2 separate regions of the Homo sapiens genome follow, and region 1 is linked to region 2. Evidence: chromatin loops called from intact Hi-C (ENCODE). Cell type or tissue: heart right ventricle. All regions are shown on one strand. Links, peaks and the distances in the headings refer to the core of each region. The heading gives the core; the rest is flanking DNA.

Region 1 (4,394 bases), core at 72-4,071, 180 kb after region 2:
TGAAAATCAGAGAAAGACCAGTACCTTTACAAGCAGCATTGCTAGATACGTATTTAAAATTTTTAAACTACTTCTATTTTGCCGCAAATTGGGAAGAAAATTATTTGGAATTTCTGCAGCTACAAAAAAAAGGTGCGCGTGTGTGTGTGTGTGTTTGTGTGTGCGTGCACGCGCGCATGATGTCGGTGGGGAACGCAGACAGATAAAACGAAAGGCCACGGTCAGAGGACTAATCTTTCTCCCCGTTCTCAACAGAACAGTCCCGTTATCTTCCGAAGTTTAAAATAAATGGCTTCTCCCTACTTCATCAGTGTATATATATATTTAAAAGCTCTATATCATTTGGTATAAAGATCTAGAAAAATAAAGGCAATAAAGATCTAGGAAAACGAAGATGTCTTATTTCTGATACTTGAGGGATAACTTCCTTCCACCAGCATTTTACAAGAAAAATAAAGCGAGTTAGTTAGACCTCCGTCCTTCCCTCCCACCACCACCAACAGAGGCCTAATCAACGTGAAAAAAAAATCGGCCCATGGAATTCTCCGCGCACATCTTTCTCTCCTGCTGGAATCCACCCTCTGGGGTAAAATTATCTCGGAAGGCTCAGAAAGTGAGGCTAAGTGAAGAGAGCATTAAGAACCCTTCACGATATTGTCTAAGAGCCGTCCCCCAGTCGTGAGTGGAAGAGAGAGGGGTGACGGATGGGGACTAGGGAAAAGCGGCTGGGGCAGAACCGCCCTGGAGCGCAAGCCTGGTCCCAGAAGAAAAACAATCTTCCTTGCTCACACCTATTAAGCACCTACTATGTTCCCAGCACTATACGAAGCGCTTTCCTATATGTCCGTTTTTATTTAATAAGCCTCCAGTTCACACTGCAACTCCCCCTTTAGTTAATTGCTGAGTATTCTGCTTTTTCTCGCGTATCCTCAGAACCAAAGGTGTCGATATTTGGACTACAGAGCCAAGCAGTTGCAGGACGACGTGCAACCTCAAAGGAAAGTGTCCCGAAGGCCGCTTCCTTTTTGGGGGTTGTGGATCTCAGAGCCAGGCGCTCGCGGGGTTCAGGCTGCTGAGACCCTGCCAAGGGTTAGGTTTATTTACCCCACGAACATTCGCCCAGCGTCCACTGAGCGGGCCCTGCCTCACTGCCTCCCAGCGCTTGCCGGGCCCGCTCGCTGATCGGCGTCCACCTTCCCACCGTTCCTCTGCTTCCTCAGGAGATTGGAGAGCGAATGGTGCCTCTAACAATAAAAGTGGTAAGCTGCGACTTTGTCAGCCAGGCACGTTTTTAAGTGCTTTTAACCATACATTAACTCATTAAAAAGGAAAACCATCATCGCCCTCATTTTATAGATGAGGAAACAGGTTAAGCCATTTGTCCAAGATCAGGATGCGAACCCAGATAATCTGGACTCTGAGGCACCCTGGAAAAGTTCCCTACTTCCAAAGTCTGCAGGAGCTTCGGGACGTCTTCCCGGGAGTCTCCCCCAGTCTCCTCGACCTCCAATCCAGGCTTCTGCTGCTCTGGGTCGGGTTTGGCCAACTGGGTGCCGGCCGGTTCCCTGGCGCGGGCGAAATCTGCACCCGAGGCGCCCGTCCTCCTCTCCGGGCTAGACCTCCTTACTCACCGTCCTTTCCGAGCGGCGCGGGGTTGGGGGGCGCCCTCAGCGGCAGCGCCAGAGTCTTGGAGACCGCCCTGCGGAGATACATCGCGCCCGCTGTCCGCCGCGCAGCAGCCTCGGTACCCAGGCGCAGGCTGCCCTTCCACAGAGAGGCTGAGAGCCTGGCAGCGCCCCGCCCGGAGGAGGCACGTCGACCTTCATCCAGCCCCGCCTCCGCGGCCCCCGGGAGGTGGGGAGACCTTTGTAGTCCTCACCATCCTCCCCTAACCCATCTCCAGCTCTGTTGCTATCCCTGAGGTCTCTAGAGCTGACCGCGGCATCTCAGAAAAGGGATGGGGAACCTACAAGTCGCCGTCGCCTGCCTGGCTCATTCTGTACCACTGAATGTAACTCCTCACAGCAAGCTGGAAATGTTTTGGGAATTGGACGAGATTAAGACAAGGACACAGTTTATCACGCTGGATGTAATCTGAAACCATTTTATCTCCTGCATTCCGTTAGCTTTCCTAGGAGAGGGAAGGATAGCTGGAAGTTTCTTAAAAATGAGAAGAGCGAAGGGGTAGCCTCAGCCTTCCATTAGCGCACTGGGTGATGCTCAGAATCGTAAGAAAATCTGCAGACAATGGTTGAATTTCTAGACAGCTCACTGTTAAAACGACTTTAAAATATCAAAAACACTGTATATTCCTCTATGGGATGTGAAATTAATATTTCCACATCAGCGGCCGGGCACAGTGGCTCACGTTTATAATCCCAGCACTTTGGGAGGCCGAGGCAGGCGGATCACTTGAGGTCAGGAGTTGGAGAGCAGCCTGGGCAACATGGTGAAACCCCGTTTCTACTAAAAATACAAAAAATTAGCCGGGAGTGGTGGCGCGGGCCTGTAATCCCAGCTACTCGGGACGCTAAGGCAGGAGAATCGCTTGAACCCGGGAGGCGGAGGTCGCAGTGAGCCGAGATCATGCCACTACATTCAAGCCTGGGTGACAGAGCAAGACCCTGTCTCAAAAGCAAAACAAAACAAAACAAAAACCCCAAAAACAAAACAAAACAAACAAAACAAAAAAACACATCAACTAAAAATACTAAATTATTAGTTTTCCGTCTCATCGTGGCTACAAGAACTTGTCATGGTTTGAATATGGAAACCAATAATTTATTACGTTTATAACATTGTCTAAATGATTACTCTTTGGAAGACACCATTTCCTACTATAATAATCCCTTATGTGTGTTTGGCACTTGAAAGATTATAAAGCACTTTCACATCTATTATCTCTTTTAATTTTCACTGCAACCCTCTGAGGGAGGTGGCAATTATTCCCTTTAGCAAATGCCACCACCAGGTGGTGGGTGGGAATGTCCAGGGATTTACTGGTGGTCATGAATTAAAAAACAAAAAGGACATGAACATAATACTTCTAGCTTAAAGTTCTATTGGCATGTAACAGGCACAATATTTGTTCATTTGCTATGTAAATAGACGTTTCTCAGAAGTTATAGTCCTGAACCTAATTATAATTATATTTAACATATTCTCATAAGAAGAGTACAAGCCAATGATCAGATTGGTTTTTTGATACTCAGAAAGAGAGTTAACTAGTTTAATCACTAGGGTGACAGAGCGAGACTCAGTCTCAAAAAAAAAAAAAGTTTACAACATAGATGGGTGTGGTGGTACATGCCTGCAGTCCCAGCTACTCCAGAGGCTGAGGTGGGAGAACTGATTGAGCTCAGGAGGTCAAGACTGCAGTGAGCTGAGATCTTGCCACTGCACTCCAGCCTGGGTGACAGAGTGAGACCCTGTCTCAAAAAAAAAAAAAAAAAAAAAAAAAATCACACACAGTGGCTCACAGCACTTTGGGAGGTGGAGGCAGAAGGATTGCTCGTGCTAGGGAGTTCAAGTCCAGCCTGGCAAATATGGCAAAACCTCATCTGTTTCTTTTTCAGAAAGAAAAAAAAAAGGCACATTAGATATGAAATGTAAAAAATAAAGTAAAAAAAATAAAGGATATAAAATGTGCTCAGCTAGTTGGAGGAGGCAGTGCTAGATTCTGACTTCCAGCCTAAGGTGAAGCTCAAGGCTCTCCTGCTACACTCTGCTGCCTTTCAGTGTGGCACATGGCCGGATTCATTATATCCCACCATCTCTTATTAGATGGTACGGTCCAGTGGGAGGTTATCATGCTCTCTAGGTTGAATATGGCCATACCAGCTGGGATATAAAAGAACTGTGAGATAAATAGTTCCATTTCTCCAGATTATTTTCCTTAGTTAAAAGCTCATGCCTTTCAAGTTGAAGGGAATTTCTATCTACTCAGCTGCTCCTGTGGCTTTCCGTTTTGATGGCAAATTCTTTTCAAATCTTGATGAAACATTTTCCAAGAGAGGACATGCCCTCGAGTTGTCAAATTCACTCCAGAGCAGACTGTTTCTTCCAAACCCCAGATAAATTTAACACATCTTTGCTATGGAAGACTCTGTAAGGCTCAGCCAATAGTTTCCTAACTATTAATCATACTGTTCGTAATGCTGCCCTTGAGCACATCCTTGAAATTTTTCTTCGTTTGGTTGGAAAAACAAGAATTTAGGGTCAGAGATAACTCGGCTTACCTTAGATGACCTCCATCTAACTGTGATTATTGACAAGGATTATATTAGTCTTGAAAACATTATTATAAAGGTCCTCTACTGGCAACATTAATTATACTTTCAAGGCTTAACAGCTATATAAATAAAAGAAATTTTCAAAGTCTGAGTGGTTTCCTG
Region 2 (4,394 bases), core at 207-4,206:
CTTAAGCGAAATTCCAAGTTTTTGGTTTTTTTGTTTGTTTGTAGCCTCTGTCGCAGAGGCTGGAGAGTACAGTGGCACAATCATGGCTCACTGCAGCCTTGAACTCCCGGGCTCAGGTGGTTCTCCCATCTCAGCCTCCCAAGTGGGATTACAGGTGTGCACCCACACCCAGCTACATTCCAAGTTTTAATGTGCAATATTTTCGGCCAGACGCGGTGGCACTTTGGGAGGCCAAGGCGGGCAGATCACTTGAGGTCAGGAGTTTAAGACCAGCCTGGCAAATATGGGTGAAACCCCGTCTCTACTAAAAATACAAAAATTAGCCGGGTATGGTAGCATATGCCCGTAATCCCAGCTACTCGGGAGGCTGAGGCAGGAGAATCACTTGAACCCAGAAGGCAGAGGTTTCAATGAGCCAAGATCATGCCACTGCACTCCAGCCTGGGTGACGGAGCAAGACTCTGTCTCAAAAAAAAAAAAAAAAGTAAAGAAAAAAAAATATGCAATGCTTTCAATGTTATTTAGCTATAAGTATTTTAACATTTTCATTTCTTTTTTGATCCACTAATTTTTAGTTTCCAATATTATTATTTTGATTGTCTTTTTCATTGTTTTCTAATATTCTTACATCATGACAAAATATTTTGTTTGATTTTCTTTTTAGAGAGAAGGTCTAGCTGTCACCCAGGCTGGAGTACAATGTGGCCTATAGGTGAGTGCCACCATGCCCAGCTAATTTATTTTTTGCAGAGACAGAGTCTCACTATATGGTCTTGCCTGGCTTCAAGTGATCCTCCTGCCTCAGCCTCCCAAAGCACTAGGATTACCGGCATGAGCTGCCATGCCTGGCTGAAATAACGTATTTTGTATGACACTGATTTTCTAGACATTGTTAACATTCCTCTATGGAACATGGTTAAAAACTGACATACATAACTAAAAAATGTTTAAGTTTCTATTAGGTTAGGTACAATGTCCTATATATCTCCAATTTACGAAGTTTGTTAAGCCCTTTGTAGTTGAATTCTTTGATACTATTTTTAATTTCATATATGCTTTTTTACACTTTGACAAAGATGTCCCACTATTTTGTAGATATGTCTAGTTTTCCTAAAAATTTTTGTTTTAAGTGGTATTTCAAGGCTGTGTTGCTAGATGCATGTAAGTTTATGATGATTTTGTTTTCTAGATTGTTCCTTTTAGCAGTATAAAGAGTATCTCTCTGTCCCAATGAAAAATGTTCACCCTAAATTCTATTTTATTATACCAGCTCCCTTTGATTAGTACTTTTCTGGTAAACAGATTTCTCTATTTTTAAAACTTTTTTTTTTTTTTTTTGAGACAGAGCTTCACTCTGTCACCCAGGCTGGAGTGCAGTGGCACGATCTCGGCTCACTGCAACCTCCACCCTCCAGGTTCAAATGATTCTCCTTCCTCAGCCTCCTGAGTAGCTGGGACTACAGGCGCCTGCCACCGCGCCCGGCTAATTTTTTGTATTTTTGGTAGAGATGGGGTTTCACCATCTTGGCCAGGCTGCTCTTGAACTCCTGACCTCGTGATCCACCCGCCTCGGCCTCCCAAAGTGCTGGGATTACAGGCATGAGCCACCGTGCCCGGCCGATATTTTTAAAACTTAATTTTGGTTTATCTGTTATATATTAGCTGTTTCCATTCATTTAATTTTGCTTTATGCATCTATTATAAATAACACAGGTTCTTGTCTTGTGATCACAATAGATAACTTTAATATAATTTCTGATATATTTTGTACTTACTTCTACTATCTTGATTTATTATTTCTATTCCATCATTTTATTCTCCTTTGTTGCCTTTTGTTAAATTGGTCAAGTTTAGTTTATTCCCTAACCTATCCCAAAGTTAGTATTTTGAAAGCTACGTCTTCTATGTTCTGGATGTTTAAAATAAATGTCCCTCTTTTCACTTCTCATCTTTTCCAAATAATGTTTCATACAGTTCCTCACTATTTTATTCAAGGGCCATCACAATCTGGTCCCACTGTACCTTTACCTGTCTAGCCTTATCTCTCAACCATACCTGTCTATATAGCCTAAACTCTAGTTAAACTACACTAACGAGCAGTAAACTACATTGACGGGCAGTGTCTAAATAAAATACAAAGTTCTTGGCAATCCTTTCTGGTTCATGATGTGTTCTCATTAATAAACAAATATTTTATTGAAAACCTACTGGGTTCCTGGCCCTGAGCAATTCCAGTAAGCACAATGGATACAGTCTCTGACTTTATGGAGCACAGTGTGGAAACATTAAGCAAACGAGCACAAATATAAATATAGTCAAGTAAAACTTCCTAAATACATGAATTCAGGTAAGTCAACTGATAATTGGCTCCCGTCTTCCATCCTATCCTCAAAAAGCAGTCACAGAAGTACACAACTACCACCAGGTGGCACCAAACCACAGCTGGACCTTAGACTGATTTTGGATACCTTAGTCTGAATTCTGGAACCCATTTCATACACACACCTCTTCCTCCTATACCCAGACTGACCCAGGCCATTTCATTAACCTCACATTAATGCCAGATTTTATGTGATTTGAACTTCTTGGAAGGTATTTACTACCTAATGGTGGGAACTGAATGCATGACAAGTTGTAGGTGCTAAAAACAAAACACATTAAATAATGGAGGGCTATGATAAAAAATAACAGAACAGTCCTAATTGAGATTTAAGAATATCAGCCAAGGCCTCTTTCTCTGTGAGAAAGTGACATTTAAACTATAATCTAAAGGACAACCAGGAGTTAGAAATTGAAAACTAGAAAATAATCTACTCCAGACAGAAAATGGCATGCGTGAACACCCTGTGGAGGTCAAGAGTTTGGATTAATGGAAGGATGAAAGGAGCACTGTGATTACAATAATTTGTATTGTGAGGGGAAGGGATATTATATAATGCATCAGAGTACAATGCTTGAGCTTGGGCTCTGGGTTAAATCCTTGCTTCCACCACTTAAATAGCTATCTAGCCTTGGAAAAGTTATTCGGCCTAGGGTTGAGAGTGTGAAATATGTAATGTTAATATGTAAAACCCTAAAAACAATTCCTGGCAACATAGTAAAGAAACTTTAAATGTTAGAGCTGTCTTTTTTTTTCCTTTTTGGGGGGTTGCTATTATTGTTATTGTTTCTAGATGAATGTGAGAAGCCAAATTATTCAGTGTCTTAAAGACCATATTAAAAACTCCTGCCAGGCGCAGCAGCACATGCCCGTGATCCCAACTACTTGGGAGGCTGAGGCAGAAGGATCGCCTGAGTCCAGAAATGCTGGGCTATAGTGCACTAAGTCAATTGGGTATCTGCACTAAGTTCGGCATAAACGTGAGGGACCACAAGGTTGCCTAAGGAGAGGTGAACCAGACCAGCCTGGAAACAGAGCAAGTCAAAACTCCTGTCCTGATGAGTAGTGGGACTGCACCTGTGCATAACCACTGTACTCCAGCTTGGGCATCATAACAAGACCATAACTCTTTAAAAAAAACATTTTTTTAACTGCATCCATTGAAATACAGAAAAAAAATAAAAATTAAGTGAAAACAATTTAAAAATACTCTGAATTTTATCTTAAGTGCAATTAGAATCCACTGAAAGATTTTAGGGAGGGAGTATCACTATTCCACTTACAAATTTATATTTTAAATCACTTTGGCTACTATGGTGAGCATAGATTGCTGGGGGTAGGAGGAGGAGGCAATAATGAAAACAGGCTGATTAGAAGGCCAAAGGCCATCAACATAGCTCATGTAAAAAAACTACAGAGTGAACTAGCCTAGTAGCAATGAAGATAGGAAGACTCGAGATATACTTTGGAGGCAAAATTAACATGATTTGGTAATGGACTGGGAGAAGGTAGGAAAAGGTATAAATAAATGACTTCTCAACTAGAAAATTCTTTTCTTCCCAATGAAATTTTATTTATCCTCCCAAACTCAACTAAAATGTAAACTTCCCATCAGAATAGCTAAGATCTGTCTCCTTCACTATTATAACACTAATATTATTAAACCTTAGGTTATGAAGAGTTGTTTCCTTATATATTTTCCCCACAAATGAGTGAGTTTCTTTACAGGAGGGGCCATATCTAATTTCTTGCTCTAGTTCACATAAAAAAAACACAGTGCCACACACATCACAGGTCATCTCAGGTAACCCCACTAATGGTCTCAGATCCAGGACAACTCCTTATTCTTTTGTTCTTCCTTTGATAAGCACAAGAATTCAGTCTGCTTTCTTCTCCTTTCAGCTCTTCTATTTTTTGGAGTTCTGTTTTCCCTAAGACTAGCTGCAGAATTAACTGCAGTCTCTCATTAGCCCTTCCCATTTCTTGTGGCCTCCAAAAACAAATATATGGGGAT

The links. Hi-C counts contacts between places; a loop is a spot of excess contacts. Peaks named below come from ENCODE experiments on the same cell type or tissue, not always from the same donor. Only the 100,000 strongest peaks of a DNase experiment are listed, where the experiment ranks them.
Region 1: it touches region 2 in a loop (3-fold over the local background); 8 of 110 quality-filtered maps call a loop at or near these places.

The regions. Positions count from the first base shown.
Region 1 is chr4:139,278,446-139,282,839 of GRCh38, forward strand. It overlaps MGARP (mitochondria localized glutamic acid rich protein), which reads right to left and starts at 1,780. Exons shown (of 4, transcript NM_032623.4): 1 at 1,632-1,780. The coding sequence starts at 1,713. RefSeq lists an enhancer at 1,535-1,744. In heart right ventricle, for the core only: no CTCF peak of the experiment used is centred there; a DNase peak (open chromatin) is centred at 1,789; H3K4me3 peaks cover 1,961 bases; H3K27me3 peaks cover 174 bases.
Region 2 is chr4:139,097,149-139,101,542 of GRCh38, forward strand. The region is part of intron 4 of ELF2 (E74 like ETS transcription factor 2); the gene reads right to left. It also overlaps the pseudogene RN7SL382P. Among named protein-coding and RNA genes, the nearest start is that of ELF2, 78 kb to the right of the region's middle. RefSeq lists silencers at 2,287-2,581, 2,461-2,520. In heart right ventricle, for the core only: a CTCF peak has its summit at 2,420 (motif pointing right); a DNase peak (open chromatin) is centred at 2,433.